Linked DNA regions of Homo sapiens: region 2 is linked to region 1. Evidence: read pairs that join two places in POLR2A ChIA-PET (ENCODE). Cell type or tissue: PC-9. All regions are shown on one strand. Links, peaks and the distances in the headings refer to the core of each region. The heading gives the core; the rest is flanking DNA.

Region 1 (8,941 bases), core at 2,377-4,876:
TGGAGGCTCGGCCCCAGGCCGGAGAGGAACTCCTTTCGCGAGCTGTCGCCGTGGGCCCGCATTGTCTGCAGGAACTCTCCGGAATCGGGAGGGGGAGGACTGGATCGCGCTTCCACTGGGATTCGTCAAGAGTTCCGGCGGCAGCTGCGGCGGTGGCGGAGACTCCCTTTGTCCTCTCAGGACCTCCCTCTCTCCCTCCCTGTCAGCTGGTGGGTCCCGCTGCCGCAGGCGCCGGCGTCTCAGCTGCTCGCCGCCCCCCACCCCAGAGTGCGTGCCGGGTGACTCCCGCCACCTTTGCGACCCTCCTGAGCTTAGGGGACTGCGAGCGGGAGGGAGTCTCAGGCCCCCGGCCGCAGGATGGTGGCGGAGCGGTCCCCGGCCCGCAGCCCCGGGAGCTGGCTGTTCCCCGGGCTGTGGCTGTTGGTGCTCAGCGGTCCCGGGGGGCTGCTGCGCGCCCAGGAGCAGCCCTCCTGCAGAAGAGCCTTTGATCTCTACTTCGTCCTGGACAAGTGAGTGTGCGAGGGAGGTCCAGGGTCTCCTGGTGAGGGCGGCACTGGATCAGCTGGGGCTGAGGCTGAGATGCGTGTGCGCACCCCGGGGAGTGGTGTTGGAAACCCGCGGAGGGGTGCCCTGTTGCTGTCTTCTTTCAAAGGGCAAGCGCGTTCGGATCTGTGTGGGCGGAGATCAGCCGGGTCGGGGGTAGTGATTGGAGCCCCGGGCTACTTGGCTCTTTGGGGAGTTGGGGTATTCACTGTTTGCCAGTCTTTTGGCCTCTTGGGAAATGGGAGTGTGGCCTCTTGCGGGCCACGCTCCATCGGCCACAGAGTCCTTACCCACCTCCTCGACCCTGCTCGTACGCAGGCTAAAGTTTGCCTGGTTTTATCCTAATCATAGCGCTTTCATTGGAGCCAGGAAAAGCCTAGGGTTAACATGCCCAATGTGGTTTGCATTTCCTGCGAAGAAAGGCTTTTGTGTTTACTCTGAAGAGCTGGGTTCCACTCTAAACAATTAGGCAGGTATTTACCCACCCCAGAAAACGGGCTGACTTCTTCTTCTTCTTTTTTTTTTTGACGGAGTCTTGCTCTGGGACTGACTTCTTTAACTCTGGGTACCACCAAAGTTTCAGCTACAGATACCCTTACTTAGCTTGAAAAAGAGGCCAGGTGCCCCTATGTTCGTGGCATTGAAGAAGGAACCATTTCAAAATGTTTACTTTTCAGTTCCGTGTTTTGTTTCTCTGATCAGTTCAATTTCATCTTTCAGGTCTGGGAGTGTGGCAAATAACTGGATTGAAATTTATAATTTCGTACAGCAACTTGCGGAGAGATTTGTGAGGTATCTTTCTTACTTTACTTTTCTAGGCAGTGGAGAAGTAGAGCAAAGTGTAGAATTTCCCTTTTCTGAAACCTTTTATAGGAAAAACTTTTCCTGAAATGTTACTTTTAAGTGCCTCAAGGTCGTATTGCACACATGCTGTTATTAGGACAGCCCTTCAGTCCTTGAGGGCTTATTTCATCTGGATCCCAGAAACTTGGCTCAGACTCTGGGGAAGCATCTTCAAATACTATTCCAAATGTCTTTTTCTTTCCGAATTTTCATCTGTTTTGAATTTCAGTTATGCTTTCTCATAATTTATCACATTAAAAAAATAAATTTTATGCGAATAGTATCCATAATATATTTTTCTTTCCACACATTTCTTAGCATTATAGAGGCCCTCATTAAAACAAACAAAAAGTGTTGGAAAACTTCAAATGAACATGTGTTAATAACCCGCTACCAGAAAAGGCACTTGTGTGTGTGTTTAAAGCAACGACTTGTGTTTACACAATGTGTGGGTGTGTGGTTGGTTTAAAATTTAACTGTTCTATATATGCAATAAGCATCACCAGGAAAGACTGGTTTCCTCTCCTATAAAAAGCATTACTGGTATGAAATCCAGCTTACTCTCTTATTTAGAGGTAACTAGGAATTAGTGGCATCTCCTATTTAAAAATAACCTCAGGACACTAGGCTTTTGAGGCTTTTTTTTTCCTTCTTTTTTTTTTAAAGAAAAAATGCAATGAGCAAACACAAGTTTATCAAGATAATGGAAAGGACATGAATAGGAACTGTATCATTAAATATTGCTTCTTTCAGTCTTGTTAGCCCAAATGTTTTCTGTAAAACAGGCTTGGATGATCAAAACATTTTGAAAGTCATGTTGCAAGTAACTTCAAACAATCTGTAGAGGCCTAGGCAATCCTTGCTTTCAGTTATTGGCAGCAGTAAAGTTATCCCTATAAAAATGTATGCCTGTCCATGTTCAATCATCAGTCCCTTGCTTAAGAAGCCAAGTTTAACACTCATTTCTGGACAGGGTCTGAGGTAAAACTGTCTAGGAAAGAAAAACAAACAAGATCCTATGTCCCTAAATGTCAAAGGCAGAACAGACAGTTGTTTATAAATTTTCTAATTTAATCCTTCAATGTGAAAAGGGTGTCATGTAGATTTTGATCAAAAGCAATGAATCACATCACTACAACATTTTAAAGAAGCAAGCTCTTATCTTAACTCATTGATCTGGTTTTTAAGTTGGAATTCTATAATACACAGTTGTCTGGCTCAAGCCTAGTTGCTCAATTACTAACAATACATTGTAGGAAGTGAATAAGGGGTGACTAATGAAGAGACTGACTTTTAAAATATGTATAAGCCTTTGAGAGGATTCTGATTTTCAGTTTATAGATTCTAGTTTCATATCTTCAGTTTTGAATCTTAGTAGTAGTTGCAGAGAGTGTCCGAGAAGCAAGAACCGTTCTGTGAGAGACATGCCTAAAACTTGAAAGATATAGCTGACTGGGGCACTTGTTGCCAATGGAAAATAGCATGTTTGAGACTTAGAAAATAAAAAATGCCTAAGCAGAAAGTGATTTATTGTTTCTTTCACATTTTCCATGACTCTTTAAGTAGTCTTACTTCAGGATGACTTTTTTATAGACTCATATCATAGTTATGGTCATTAAGTCAAACTGGGTACTCTCCACCCATAAGTGTTGATAACCATAATCACTTTGAAGGGCCTGGCCACCTTTAAAGGAAATGTTGTAGAAAACCAAGGGAAGAGGAATTTTCTACGAAAGAATTTTACATCAGCTTAGAATTTATCTTTCCAGTTAGTCTCTCTCTAAATGCAAGTCCTTATGGGTCATGGAGGAGTATGTGAGTGCTGGGAAGCGTTGACTAAATCCAAAATGACTTATGCAACAATGTTAAGCAGAGTTCGTCTATTTACTTAGGGAATGTCATTTAAAAGAAGCCTGGACCATTCAGTGAGACCAATTTTAAATGAACCTCCCTAACTATACATCTGTATCGTATCAATATTTCTTTTTAAAAATGTTTTAACTGCCTCTTTTCTTATTTTGCAGCCCTGAAATGAGATTATCTTTCATTGTGTTTTCTTCTCAAGCAACTATTATTTTGCCATTAACTGGAGACAGGTTAGTGCATTATCATTTCACTGCAGGCTTTTAGTAGAGATGAATTTTAAAGGCATGATTGATATTTCCAAGTGGTGATTCAGGCCTCTCAGTGGAATCAAGCAGATGCACAGACAATTCAGTTCTCTAATAGAAGGGAAAGGAGGTATGAGTAATATAAAAGAGCAGTTAATCTGAAAATCAATATCATTTATAGTGGCTGTGGAATGTGCAGTGAAATCTAGATCCCTGTCTTAGTTGTATATTCACCACTTCCTACCTTCCCCGGCCTCTCTGTTACTGTAAGTAGTTCTACATTTTTCTTGTTTAGATATAATATATTAATCAACCAGGAATTTGAAGAACATTGAGGGGGAGAAAGATATGGATCCTTTTGGATAATTTCCTAGATTCAGTAGACATCCTGGATTTCTGGTCTTTCTCTGAGGTCCATTAATGCTGAATATATTCACCTTTATAAGGGAACTTAGTATATATCAATATGTATACCAATATATCTCTATATCTATCTACCTATCTATTTAATCTCCTTAGTGTTTTTTAAAAGGTGTCTTTTTCAGACCAATGTCACAGTATTTCATATGACCATTTCTGTGTCATTCAAACAGTGTCAATGACAAGTTAGAAATAGTCATTGATATATTTTATGTTATTTTTATTTTTTGAGACAGAGTCTCTCTCTGTTGCCCAGGCTGGAGTGCAGTGGTGCTATCTTGGCTCACTGCAGCCCCCACCTCCCAGGTTCAAGCAATTCTCATGCTTCAGCCTCCCGAGTAGCTGGGATTATAGGCACATGCCACCACACCTGGCCAATTTTTGTATTTTTTTAGTAGAGACGGGGGTTTCACTGTATTGGCCAGGTTGATCTTGAACTCCTGACCTCAAGAGATCTGCCTGCCTTGACCTCCCAAAGTTCTGGGATTATAGGTGTGAGCCACCACACCCCACCTCACTGACATGTTTTAAAGAATGGGATCCATAGTGGGAGGGAGCTTTTATTCTTCATTTTTATGTCTACTTTATTTAACAGAGTATGTAAGCCAGTTTTTGGTCAATAAATTCTTGTTGAATGAATGAATGAGTGGTTTCCTGTTATTTTGAAATAAAATTTTTCTGAACTGTAGTTTCAGCAAGGGAAGCTGGTGTACTTTGTTTTGCATGATATGTGAATTTCTGAAAAGTTAACTGTAAAAACAGTTTTTTGTAAATTAAGTTTTCCCTTGAAAAGGTCAAGAAATCATAATATCTAAAGGAACTGGGGGAGAGAACTTATTTATAATTCACTTAATTGATTTAGAAAATTATCCGTATAAGATTTTAATCTTTGTGCTTTTAGTTTTCCTTTTCCTAGAGAGGAAAATCTCCCTGCAGATGCTGAGTGCAGCCTAGGATCTTGTCTTCCCATTGATACTTCTCCTTTCTTTCTTCTTTTTAAATTTAATTTAATTTTAATTTTAAGTTCTGGGATACATGTGCAGGGCATGCAGGTTTGTTACATAGGTAAACGTGTGCCGTGGTAGTTTGCTGCATCTATCAACCCATCACATGCATTAGCTATCTATCCTGATGCTCTTTCTCCCCTGCACCCCTCACAGGCCCCAGTGTGCGTTGTTCCCCTCCCTGTGTTCATGTGTTCTCATTGTTCAGCTTCCACTTACAAGAACATGCAGTGTTGGGTTTTCTGTTCCTGTGTTAGTTTGCTGAGGATAATGGCCCTCCTTACTTTCTTGTGTGGATGAGAATGAATCTCATCAGGAGCCAGAGCCATGGTAGTCCACAACCCGTGTATGGCAGCTTTCTATGCTCAGTGATTTAACAGTTCTCGCCTTTATGAAAATAAATTTTCTCCATTGCCCAGCTTAATTTCCAAAGAAACAGCCTTGTATCTAGCCAATCCAGAAAAAAAAGAACCATTTTAACATTTATGGCATTCCTATATATAGAAAAACACTTAGCATCATGCCAGGCTTGTAGAAACTCTCAGTCATTGATAGCTGCAAACATTGTGCCAGGTTCTTTGCTAGACACTTTGCATATGGTTCCTCAGCACTTTGAAGATGAAGTGTAGGTCACTGGGTGACCAGATTGGTATTGCTTAGATACGCATGGAAGGGGTTTAAATCTTTAACCCACGTTAGTGATTCTTCTTTCATCATTGGTTGAATCTAATAGGGGAGACACTGAGATAGGTTACAGAAGAGGCCTTTCTTTCTTTCTTTTTTTTTTTTGTGAGACAGAGTCTCGTTCTGTTGCCCAGGCTGGAGTGCAATGGCATGATCTTGGCTCACTGCAAGCTCCACCTCCCAGGTTCACACCATTCTCCTGCCTCAGCCTCCCGCGTAGCTGAGACTACAGGCACCCACCACCACGCCCGGCTAATTTTTTGTATTTTTTAGTAGAGACGGGGTTTCACCGTGTTAGCCGGGATGGTCTCGATCTCCTGATCTCCTGACCTCGTGATCCGTCCGCCTCGGCCTCCCAAAGTGCTAGGATTACAGGCGTGAGCCACTGCACCTCACCAGAAGAGGCCTTTCTTTAAAGAGGCAGCATAATGTTGCAGCTAAGAGTCACTAGACCAAATCTACCTGCGTGTAAATCCTGGCTTTCCAATTTACTAGCCAAATGGTCAAGGATAAGTTGCTTAACCTCTTTATGCTTCTTCTTTTTTCATCTATATAATGACGGCAATGATGATGATGATGATAGTAATACCTACCCCATAAAATTGTTACATGAATGAAAGTTGATGAATGTGAAGTATTTAGAACAGAGTCTGGTATATAAGTTTTCAAGAGATAAAGGCTTTATCACTATTATTATCATCTGGAGCTAGGCAGTATACAGTATTTTAATGATCAGAGAAGAATCATGCTTACATAAAGAAAATATTGCCCTTCTTAAAAGGATTTATAATATTCCAAAAGGAATTTTAATAACACTACTTGCAACTTGTTTTATACATAGTTGGTTCCTCTGTCTCTTCCTAAATATAAACACTTTAAGTTTTAATAAATTTCACTATTTGTGGCATTTTTAATTAGTTTGGGGTGGCAGAAAATAACACTGAGAATGCCTAGGCTAGAGTTCCAGTTTTGTCACTGACTGATTTGGAAACTTGGGGCAAATTGTATAACAGTGTATCAGTTTTATGTCCATAAGGTGCAGGACATAAAATCTTCCATATTTGAGTTTTTGTGAAGATCAAAATAAGATAATGTATATAAAGTTCCTTTGTATAGCATAGGACAACCTCCAATAAAGGACATTATTTTCTTGTTCTATATTGCTATTTTACTAATTTTATTTAATTAAATCAGTAACTTCTCAAGTTTCTGTGGTCCTCTATATTTGGATATAGGGTCACTTTTCCTCCATTACACACTTTTAAGTGTGAAGAAACAATTTGCATATTATATGCAGATCAGTAAACAAATGATTCCACAACTATTGTGAATCTTTGTTTCAAAGCCTAGAAATTGGAATTCTGCATATAAACTATTAAAATCTTGATGTTATATATTACAATCACAAATAGATCAGAGTGTGTGAGGAAAGCAAAGGTTAAGCAAAGAAAACCAAAGGTTAAGCACTGCAGGTTTCACAATTTTGTTTCTAGCACTCATAATTCTTCACAATCTTGGTAAATAAGTAGCTCTTTCATGTTTCTCAGAGTGTTGCTGAAGATTCTTAGTAGAGATGAGGCAAGATTAGAAGGTAGTAAATACTTACCGTAGGGCTGTGTCTTCTGTTATGCTTTCAGCATGGCATCCGGTACTATGTAAATGCATGAATAAAGTAATAAACATGCCAAAAAATGATGTTATGCATTTTATATACTCGTAACTTAAAAACCTTATTCTTTTAAATACTTTAATTTGAAACACTGCCTTCTTTTCTCTTGCTCTCATGATTTTTACCCTCCATATGTCTGTTAGTCCATTCCTCCACCTACCCACCCACCTACCTAAAGACTTGCTTATCTTATATTCAATGCATTGAGTACTGTGGAACCTGGGGTAACACAAAGATAAGTAATCTAGTGTGTGTGTGAGTAGAGGTATACACATGCACATAAATAGCCCAGGGATGTATTATAGGGTTAGGTAAGAGAAAAATGCCAAGTGTTGATTCAGTATGGAAATACCCAGCCTTTCAACAGTAGAGAATTTGGAATCAAGACTAATTAAAAAGTATTTTTAGTTATTATTTTGCATAATTGGGGATAGTGAATTAAGCTCAGTTCTGTTAAATATTATGCTAATACTGTAACAGAGATTTAGTTGAAAACATTTATTGAACAATTATTATGCACCAGGCAGTGTGCAAAATACTTTCCATGCATTGCTTCACTTAATCCTCATATGAACTTCCTGTAATAGATACTGTTATTACCTCGACTTTACAAATGAAGAAATCAAAACTGACAATGATAAAGCGGCTTGTCCAAGCACACACAGTTAACAAGTTGCAAGCAGTATATTGGCTACAATAATCTTTTAAAGTTAAAGCCGATATTCCACTCTCATGCTTAAAACAATTTCATCACTTAGACTGGAAAGCCAGTGTTTCCCAAAGGCCTAAACGCCCCATCCTAGTGCCCCAGCCAGTCCTCTCCTGCAACATCATGTGGCACAGTCTAGCTCAAGTGGTCTTCTTTCCATTCCCTGAACAGACTGAGCTTGTTTCCACATTAGGACCTTTGCTCTTTCTTTGCTGCAGATCTGCCCCTAGCTGGCTCGTTCTCCTCATTTAGGTTTCATCTTACATGCCACATCTTCTGAGAAGCCTTGCCTGGCCAGCAGGTCTAAAGGAACCCCACCTCTCCTCCCCAGTAATCTCTTACAATACTATATTTGGTTATCACATTTTCAAGTGGTTCTGTTGGTTAATTTATTTTTATCTTGATGACTCTAATGTAAACATGAAAGCAGGAGTCCTCATTTGTCTTGCTCCCCCATGTATCCCAACACCTAGAACAGAGCCTGATGCTCAGTAGATGCTCAATAAATATTTGTTGAATGAGTGATTGAGCTGATATGACTTCAGAACCTTAGTTATTAGCTGCCATCATAGATTGTCTTTTTTTGTGATTATACCACATAATAAATAATCTTATATTTGCTATTTTTCTTATTCCTACTCTTACAAATCAGTTATAAATATTTATGACTCCCTTTCATTACACTTGCCCCCAGCCTGAAAATGTCTTATAATTGTTTGACCTGAGCACAATAATCAATTACTTGGGGAAAAAAATCTTCCGTAGGCAAACTTGTAGGAAATTATAGAAAAGTCACTTAATTAATTTTGGACAATATACACATTTCTATTATTTGAATTTTTTTTTCTAATTTCTTAAAAGCTGAATTAAAAATTTACTTGTGGAACAATTGTTCTTTATATACAGTAAGTAACTTATTAATTGGTACATTCATTTTAGAGGAAGCTTGGTAGTATCT
Region 2 (8,941 bases), core at 2,787-5,286, 200 kb before region 1:
GTACCCAGGGAGAGTGGAAACATAGCCAGGAGACAGCAGCGCGCACAGTCACCTGTCTTTCAGTGTCAGCCTGGTTGCTCCTAGATGTTCCTAACTTGCTCCATCTCAGACCAATGACTCCACGGGTCGTTACAAGAAGAACAGAAGAAAGAAAGTTTTCTTGTAAGAGAGAAGGAAAGGTTGCCGGAAGTGGGAATAAGCTGTGATGGCTGATGGAGTCAAAAGACCGTTGAGACAAAATGAGAAGGACGAATGGAAATAAATAGATGTTACTGATTATTCCTCAAATCTCAGAAAATTCCATTTCACCCCAACAGATCTTGCCCTTTATCCCCCAAATGAGCAGTTATTCGATGAGTGAAATAAACTCTAAAATATGGAAATAGATTCCTCTCGGGAGTGTGAGGGAGGCCCTGGGACTCGCTGGTGCGTGTGCGGAGGGCCCTCTCTCCAGCTGGGCGCTCCAGGCGCCCTCACCACGTGCGCCGCAGGCTGCTGAATCAGCGCGATCAGATAGACTAGACAGGCGCAGAGGGGCGGGCATAGACCTGCTTTTCTCTCAGCATGAACCATCAGGTCTTCCGCATTAGGCCCCCTTAACCCACCGGAGGAGGCTAGCCAGCCTACCGCCTTACCCACTTGCGCGCCTCCGACCCCCCTCTGGAGACTGCTGGCTGCCAAATCTTCAGACCGCCGGTGGTGTCCACGCTCCTCTGGAGCCTGTGTAAGAAGGAGCCCAATGGCCCGTGGAGTCTTTGGTCTGAGATGGAGCAAGTTAGGAACATCTAGGAGCAACCAGGCTGACACTGAAACCAGGTGACTGTGAGCGCTGCTGTCTCCTGGCTACATTTCCGGTCTCCCTGGGTACCTGACAGGCCCTGGCTGGGGCTCTGCCTGGTGGACCAACCCGCGCTGGAAGAGCGATCTGGCCCTACTGAGCAAAAGCCCCACAGAGATCTCCCCACTCCTACTCACAGCCCCAAACCGTCCCTGCCCCCAGCTGCCTAGAGGCAGTGAAGAGAAACCAGAGGAGTGGCTGCGATGGTCTGGAAACATAGATGGGGTGGAAGGGAAGAGGAGATGAGAAAGGAAAAAAGAGAGCGTGCTGAAAGAAAAAACTCAGAGGGAAAATTTAAAACTTTGTTTATAAAAAGTCCTACAAAATCTGCACCCCTACCAAATTTAACCTCTGCGTTTCTTCTAAAATAAGGAACTTTCCCCTAACTGTTCTTGGGGACCAAAGGCTGGCCACTCTCCTAATACGGTGTAGTCATGGTCTCAAGATACTAAACATTGTTAAATCCAACTCTGGAGTTAGTAATTTCAATGTTTATCATGTCTCCCTCTCTAAACGCGTCCAGTTTTCTAGAGCACAATCTTCTTCCAAGCAGGAATGTCTGTCTGGTGTCCCCTAGTTATCTATCTGTCTGTCTATCTATCTGTGTATCTATCTATCTATCTATCTATCTACCTATGTGTATACATTGTATACATAGACTTATATACATATATACATATACATATACAATATTAATTTGAGGTTTATGGTAGCGGATGGAAGAGGGAAGTATTTGGGATTTGATTCTTCTTTTCAAAAAATAACTTCAGTTATGGATAGGGAGAAGGGCTGCCTTTGATGCCTAATGAAAAATGCCAGGCTAGTTCATAAGCAGAAGGTAAACAAATTGAGTGAGAAGAAATGAGTTTTTTGTTCTCTCCTGTCATGGCTGGGGACTCGTCTTTGAGGCTAGAGCAAACTGAAAACAAGGTACCCGTCTGGGCACCAGCCTCTAGGTAACATACACCTGAGAAATCGCAATTCCTCATGCCCAGGAGAGGGGTGCGTGTGCGCACGCCATATAGATGCATCTCCACCCAACCCGCCCGGCTGTTTCTGAGTATCAGCTTGGTCCCAGTGGCCTGGGCTCAGGAAGGTGAGCCTGTGTCCCGGCGAATACCTGCTGTCCCTCCCGAATCTTCCGCGGCCGCCTAGGACGGGTTTTGTAGGAGAGCGAGTAACTTACTTAACATATTGGCTTCGTGGGATCCATTGACTTTGCCATCCGGGTAGATCTGCAGATGGAAACCGATGCCCACTCTGCAGTAGAGGCTGCCGGTCCGGCGCCCCGAGGGGCTCCACTGGAAACTGCTCTGCTCCAAGCCACTTCCTTGGCTGCCCAGAGAAGCTGCGGGGGAGGAGGAGGCAGAAGAGGAAGACATAGCGCTACTGCTGCTCTGTCTGCTGCTGGAGCCTCTAGGGTTCCTATCAGTGGCAGCGGGTCCGGGTTGCCCTTTGGGGGCGAGACGCTTCTCCCCGTGAGCCCAGGCGCTGAGGATCAGGTGGCTGAAGAAGAGGAGGAGGAGGAAGGACAAGCTCATTCTTCCAGCCGCGGGGGTCCTAAGTGCATCTTGTAGGGCTGATTCTGGGCTCTGTAGCCCCTGTGCGGCTGCGTGCCTCTGGCTCTGCCCGCCTCGCCGCACCGGGTGGACATAGCCTCGGGGAAGAGAAGGGGAGAGGGGAAGAGAGAGGCCACCCGAGCGGATCTCCGCGCTGGCACCGGGATATTTATAACGCCAGTGATCTCACTGCTCCGTGCACGCCTGCGAAGCTTCCCCTCACCCGCGGCTTTGTGTACTCACTGGCCGGTGCGGGGAGGGAGCCTCGCGGTCCCGGGGGCGGGGGATGTGAAGGAGGGAGGAGATCCGAGCGAGTGAGTGGGAGGAGAAGCTGGGCTGAGAGAACCTGCGCCCCGGACGCTGGGTGCGCCCATACCAGGGCCACGCATCCCAGCAGTTCTCTCGCGTCGCGCGGCCACCCGGATTCCCCGACTAGGACCAGAGCCGCGTGGAAACGAGCTCGGCGTTAGCAGCTGAGTCCTCCAGGGGCAGCGATAGAAACGGAGGGTTGAAATGTGGAAATGGGTCCTTGTCCTCTCCCACCTCTACAGCACACTTGTGACTGGGCAACGCACTCTTGCCCCCCAGGACACGATTTCCAGGTTCTCCTCTCTTTGCCCTGTAAACCCTGCTATCTCGTCCTCTCTCTGGGAGCCCTTGGAGAAATGCGTCCCACCAGGAGATCCCACTGCTTCTACGTCTTTCGGCGTTGGAAAACCAAACAGGGATTCGCAGCCCAACTTGGGAAGCCTTTGGTGTGGCGCGGTTCGGGGAGAAGGCTGTTTTTGCTGTTATTAGCGATTTATTAAAGAGCTAAGGAATGGGTTTATTCAGCGTTTAAAACGCCACCCTGAGTCATCATGCCACGACTGGAGCTGCTTTCTTGTTGGAAACTCTCGGCTGCGCTGAACATTATGACGAATTTGTTTTTCCTTCTGGGAAGCTCTCCGTCTGTATTCGTGAGAGTGAGGGCACACGCACCCCCGCGCTCCGACCGGGGAAAGAGAGGCAGCGGCTGGACACCAGCACATGTAACTGACCGCCCAGTTGTCCTCTTTCGCCCCAGGATCCCCGTGGCAGGAAGGGTTAGCTAACTGCTCGCTTTAGCTTACCCAGACCTGCCATTGACTGAGGGACCGACCTCAGTGAATGATTAATGACGTGCGCGCTGGATTTCAACCTCAGGAAACCCGAGAAGGGAAAATTTCCTTGAGAACAGAGAATTTCCCTGTACGGGCAACGTCCCCAGACTGTTATTTATCTGGGAAATACACCTGACTTGCATGCTTGGAATGTTTCTGTCTAAAAACATATTTGAAACTTTAAACTAAGCTATGATACATTATTCATTGGTTATTTTAATGAAACGGCCCGTGCTATTGACTGATAAGGTCAATTCAGATGAACCAAGGTTGAAGCTAAGAAACGGCCTTACCCATTATTGAGTACCTACTTAAGGTTTTCCATCTCAATAATGAAACGCATATAAAACAATGCAGATTTTTCAGGTTTGGAATCTTCCACCGCCAGAGTAACATCAAAGTACTTGTAAAACAGAAGGTTACCTGGAAAGTGTAGTAAAACCACTGTGATAAAGAAAGAGGACATCACACATAGATGTGCATAACATGGGCACACTACATGAGATACTGTCCAGAGCTGAACACACCCCCTGTCCACTGTTCTAGGCTCAAGTTATATACTTCTCCCTTAACTAGGGTGGGTAGGCAGATCCTTACAAGGCAACCCTAAAAGTAGACATTGAGAACAGTCACAGTATCTCTCAGAATGGTCTACTTGACTGAAATCACCTTCTTCTGGGGAGGATGATTGTAGGATGGTTCTGAACCTGGGTGCTGTTCCTTCTTCAGGCAATGCCCTGAGGTCTGTGGCAAAGCTGTCAGGGTTTAAGCCACATTGATGCTGCTGAATGCCATTTGTAAGTTCCCCCATGCCACGCAAATACACAGCCCATTCCTCAAGTGACGAAGATTCTCCAAAGCAAATCCAGCTGCTTGTTTCTCCCTTTCCTTTTCCCAAGGAGTCTGCTGAAAGAGGAGGAGAGTGGTTCCTGCCCCAGCTGCACTATCAGCCCCCTGTCTAAACCCAGGAGGTCAAGAGGACTCTGGAGTCCAGTTTCTGGAGCTGTTATCAGCCTCTTGTCTTTGCTCCCTTCTCTCAGTTTCTGCAGCCCCGCCTGCACTGAAACAACCATCCTTGTTTCCCTCTCAACTCCCGCAAGAGCCAAACTGGGGATCAAATCCTTGCCTAGGGATGACCCAGGAAGGCAAAGACACCTGCTCAGGCTTTAGTCTACCTCAAACTGGAGGATGGCAAGATACACTTTTCTGGATTCCAAGGGCTTAGAAAGAGTCAGGGGCTCACTAAAAGGAGACAAGTGACCAGCTGTTGTGGACAGTGATTGAATTTGGCAAACCAGTCCTCAACGCCCGACTGTCTTCCATACTGGGGTGGGAGGATTGGGGGTTGGGCGGGCAGCCGAATGTGCCCACATACTCGGGGCTTAAAAGGAAATCTCCATTGGTGATCATAAGTGTGTAGGGTGGATGCTATTAAACTTTTTTTTTCACAAGAGAGTTATGTATTGGGGCCATTAAAAAAAGCTACAAAAACTGAACAGTGAAACATGAAAGACAGCACTGCGCTTGTTCCGTGAGCTGAGCTGCCAAGCCCCCTTCCTCCGCAGCTCAGCTGAGAGACGAAAGGGTCGCGCTATGCGCCAGGGCTGCGCCCGCCCTGGTCTACATCCTGCCTACCACTCTGAGCAGCCGATCTTCGAGAGCCTCTGTCCACAGCAATTCTGCAGTGGGGAATGTGGGGCGGGGAGCTATCTCAATTTACTGTTTTGGCTACCTCGAGCCCTACTCCTGTGAACTCCACCCAAAAGAGCGCAAGCCTGCACCACACTTTCTCTGGCGACTTTCCGAAAAGTTAATCGCCCAAAGCCCCCTGCTGGGGACATCTCAGCTTTCCCCATTAAGCCTCGGAGCTTGGTCCAGATCTCCAGGTCATGCGCGGATTCGAGCCCACAGCTCAGTTCTCCAATTCCTGCGTTCTCCCAGCCAGGAAAGCAAGGTTGGGAGAAGGCGCAAGCGCCCTGCTTCCTGCAGAGGTAAAACAAACGGCCCCGAAGATTAGTTTCCACTCATCGCCACCTGACAGACGACGGAAAAACTACCCAACAGATTAGCAGATTCCACCAGTCACCTAGGCGCCAGGCAGTGAGTGCGCGGGCTTCGGCTTAGGTCCCCACCCCCTCTTCTTGAGCTCTCTTTCAGCGGTGTCTCACCCCACTAGGCCTCACATTTCCTAGACCAACCCCCTCAGGGTCACTTTTCCTGGACCCCAGCATCTGAACTTTCTTTCCAGGCCTCCCCTATTTCTGTGTGGAAAACTGGTGGTGAATTTCCCCTATCCCTTTCGTAACTACAAGTGTGATCTGGTTACTAGAGACAGAAATCAATGCAAAAGAAGATAAAGTTACCGGTAACCTCTGGTTGGAACCCAGAAGCCTAAGAAAAGAGAAGTCAGGGTGTATAAGTCAAGTCAGAGCCCAATATTTCCTTCACTCTAGAGACCGTCTCAATATTTACAACATTCCCCTGGGTTTAAACTGAGGCCAGGCCTCACTGAGGCAAGGGTCCTGAAGGCAAGACTGTTCATCCTACAATGTCTCATGCTGGGTTGGAAGGACGGACAAGAGATAGATGATGGAATAGAATGAACAACCCTGGCAATGCAAGCCACTGTCCTGGGAGGCTGTCTGACCCAGGAACCAGGCTGCCACTGTGCCAGGCTGATCTTACACAGACTTCTGTTCCAAGAGCCTCAGTTACCCCAAAATCTCCACTCCTGGAGGTGCAGGTGCCATGAGAAATTTGCCTGTTCTGAGCTTTAAGATGACTGTACAGTTTGAAGGCAAGGCCAAATTTTCTTTGTTTGATCCAAAGAAAACCCAAGGATTTTTAGAATGCTTTCCTGGGATAGCTGTTTCAAACATGGTCCCAAAAGCCTCTGCACCCCACCCCTACCCAACTCTATATTCCTATCACCCTTTCATACTCTCAGGCTATACCCAGATAGTACTATCTTTTGTTAATCAGGTCCTGGGAGCCCCACAGTGGCCTCTAATTGCATACACTTTTTAGTAGAGACTGCTATGGACTGAATGTTTGGGTACCCAAAATTCAAGTTAAAACTCTGTTCTTTTATGTGATAGTATTTGGATATGGGGCTTTGGAAGTTAATCAGGTCATGAGGTGGGATTAGTGCATGCCCCTCTGCCTCCCCCTTATAAAAAGAGGAGAGAGCTTTCTTCCTCTCACAACCCCAATCCCTCAAATGAGGAAACAAGGAAGGAGTCCCTCCATGCTGGCACCCTGATCGCAGACTTCCCAACCTCCAGAACCATGAGAAATATGTTTGTTGTTTAAACCATTCTGTCCATGGTTGTCTTGTTATAGCAGCCCAAGCCAACTAAGACAGAAGCACAGTGCATTGCAGGACTCGGAAGCTAACCTGGTGGGGGCCCTCAGTCCAGGTTCTTGCCAGGACCCTCTATTTCCTCCAGGCCTGGCTTCTCACCAGCCAAGTTGGCAGCAACTACAGCAACAAATAGCCTGTGGCTAAAGGAGCACTGAGCTGGGAAGGGCCGGCTGTGTGAGGAAGAACCAAAGACCAAGAGGGACAGAAGAATGTGTGCAGTGTCTACTTTTAGGGTGATGAAGGTATAGTTACAAATTGTGCAAGTCCTGAGGTTAGACTTCTTTCTCCAGGGTCCAGTCCTTCCCTCTGAGAAGAGGCCTGTTTGCAAAAGGCCATTGGCCACTGGACATTATATCTGTGAAGTCAGAAAGTAAAACAGCATTTGCTACTAAAGAGAGGTACTTTGTGACCTAAGTGAACTCAAGGCAATCAGTTTTTCTCATAAAGCCCAACTCCTGTGCTTTCCAGTTATCCCAGTGACTATTTTTGTTTTAGCTTCTGGTACATCCATGCACTAAGTCCCAAACCACTATAGACCCCCAGTTATCCTAGCCTGCATTACCCAGTTGTAGGGAAATACTTTCTCTTAAGAACTGGAAGCCTTTTATCCTGTCTAAGGCCAGCCGTAGAAGATAAAGGATACAATTCCCTGTACTCCTTACACATGCATATGAAAATCATGATTTAAAAATCATACCACCTTTCCCTGCCTCCCAAATAAAGTCCTCTCTGCTCTTTGTAATGGGTTTTCTTACTGGTACAGTCTATATCTAATAATGTCAAAGGGGACATTCTAAACATATGTGGAGGGGTGCAGTACTTCCAGTCTTTTTTTTTTTTTTTTTTTTTTTTATGAAACAGGGTCTAATTCTGTCTCCCAGGCTAGAGTGCAGTGGCACAATCAGGGTTCACTGCAGCTTCCATCTCCTATGCTCAAGTGATCTTCGCACTTTAGCCTGCTGAGTAGCTGTAACTACAGGCACGCACCACCACACCTGGCTAGTTTTTGCATTTTTCATAGAGATGGGGGTTGAGGGGGGTTGGTCTCGCTATGTTGCCCAGGCTGGTCTCGAACTCCTGGGATCAAATGATTTGCCTGCCTTGGCCTCCCAAAGTGTTGGGATTACTGGCATGAGCCGCCAAGCCCGGCCTATACTTCCAGTCTTAATTCCTCAAAAGGAGTGCATTGGGTGGAAATCAGACTTTTCTTATCTATGAGAAAAGAAAAAAAAAGATAAATTAGCATAGCTGCTATTTGAATAGCTCTAGCATTTGGTTTGTATCCACAAAGACAGGCCATAAGCAAATGGGTACTCATTCAAGAAAAGTGGGAATAGAGGATGGGGGGAAAAACGTATGTCCTCTTCTAGAACATCTTTCCTGTGCCAAATGGGAAGGGCAGGAAGAGAACAGAAGTGAGACCAAGCCTGGTACCAGCAAGAAAACAGTAGGAAGCTGCTGGAACTATGATGCACGTGCTATCCATTCACCAGCCCATTCAAAGGCTGTTTGTTCAGAAAATAATTTGATCAAAGGTGACTTTTCAGACTAAGTCTGAGAGCCAGAACACACAGACAATGTTTTATTTATTTATTTTTCAAAATAAAGTGCTTAGGTTTCTTCAGGGGGACAATAATTGGAGATGCAACTCCAATTATTGGGGTGGGACTGCACCGAATCTGAAAGATGTCCTCAACAATAGCAAGTGGATAATTTGCTTCAGTTTAGTTTTTGGTGTGTTTTGTTGTTTTCTTTCAGGAAAAGTTTAGGCATCACATTCTAGAGAAATATTCTTTGCATACTTTTTCTGAAACCAGACACTTTATGGGAAGTCAAAAAGATGATTTTGACTTAAACAAAAGCTGTTAACAAAAATAAAAAAGAAAGAAAAAGAGAGAAGGGAAAGAAAGAAAAGAATTCCTTTTCCTGTGTCCTCTAAAAAGGGAATTATTTGTAAACTGCACTTTTGTCACCTTTAATCATTTTTTTTCAAATTGCAAATTAGCTAGCCCAACAATCTTGGACCATTTATTCAATA

The links. Peaks named below come from ENCODE experiments on the same cell type or tissue, not always from the same donor. Only the 100,000 strongest peaks of a DNase experiment are listed, where the experiment ranks them.
Region 2: POLR2A ChIA-PET joins it to region 1 with 9 read pairs; 4 of 35 experiments call an interaction of 5 or more read pairs at or near these places.

Annotation. Positions count from the first base shown.
Region 1 is chr4:80,063,977-80,072,917 of GRCh38, reverse strand. ANTXR2 (ANTXR cell adhesion molecule 2) reads left to right here. Exons shown (of 17, transcript NM_058172.6): 1 at 1-509; 2 at 1,264-1,335; 3 at 3,411-3,482. The coding sequence starts at 358. Among named protein-coding and RNA genes, the nearest start is that of ANTXR2, 4.8 kb to the left of the region's middle. RefSeq lists an enhancer at 1-59 and a silencer at 240-399. In PC-9, for the core only: no CTCF peak of the experiment used is centred there; no DNase peak of the experiment used is centred there; H3K27ac peaks cover 82 bases.
Region 2 is chr4:80,260,263-80,269,203 of GRCh38, reverse strand. It overlaps FGF5 (fibroblast growth factor 5), which reads right to left and starts at 2,540. Exons shown (of 3, transcript NM_004464.4): 1 at 2,025-2,540. The coding sequence starts at 2,379. RefSeq lists enhancers at 1-571, 2,314-2,845, 5,362-5,863. In PC-9, for the core only: no CTCF peak of the experiment used is centred there; no DNase peak of the experiment used is centred there; H3K4me3 peaks cover 1,223 bases; H3K27me3 peaks cover 388 bases.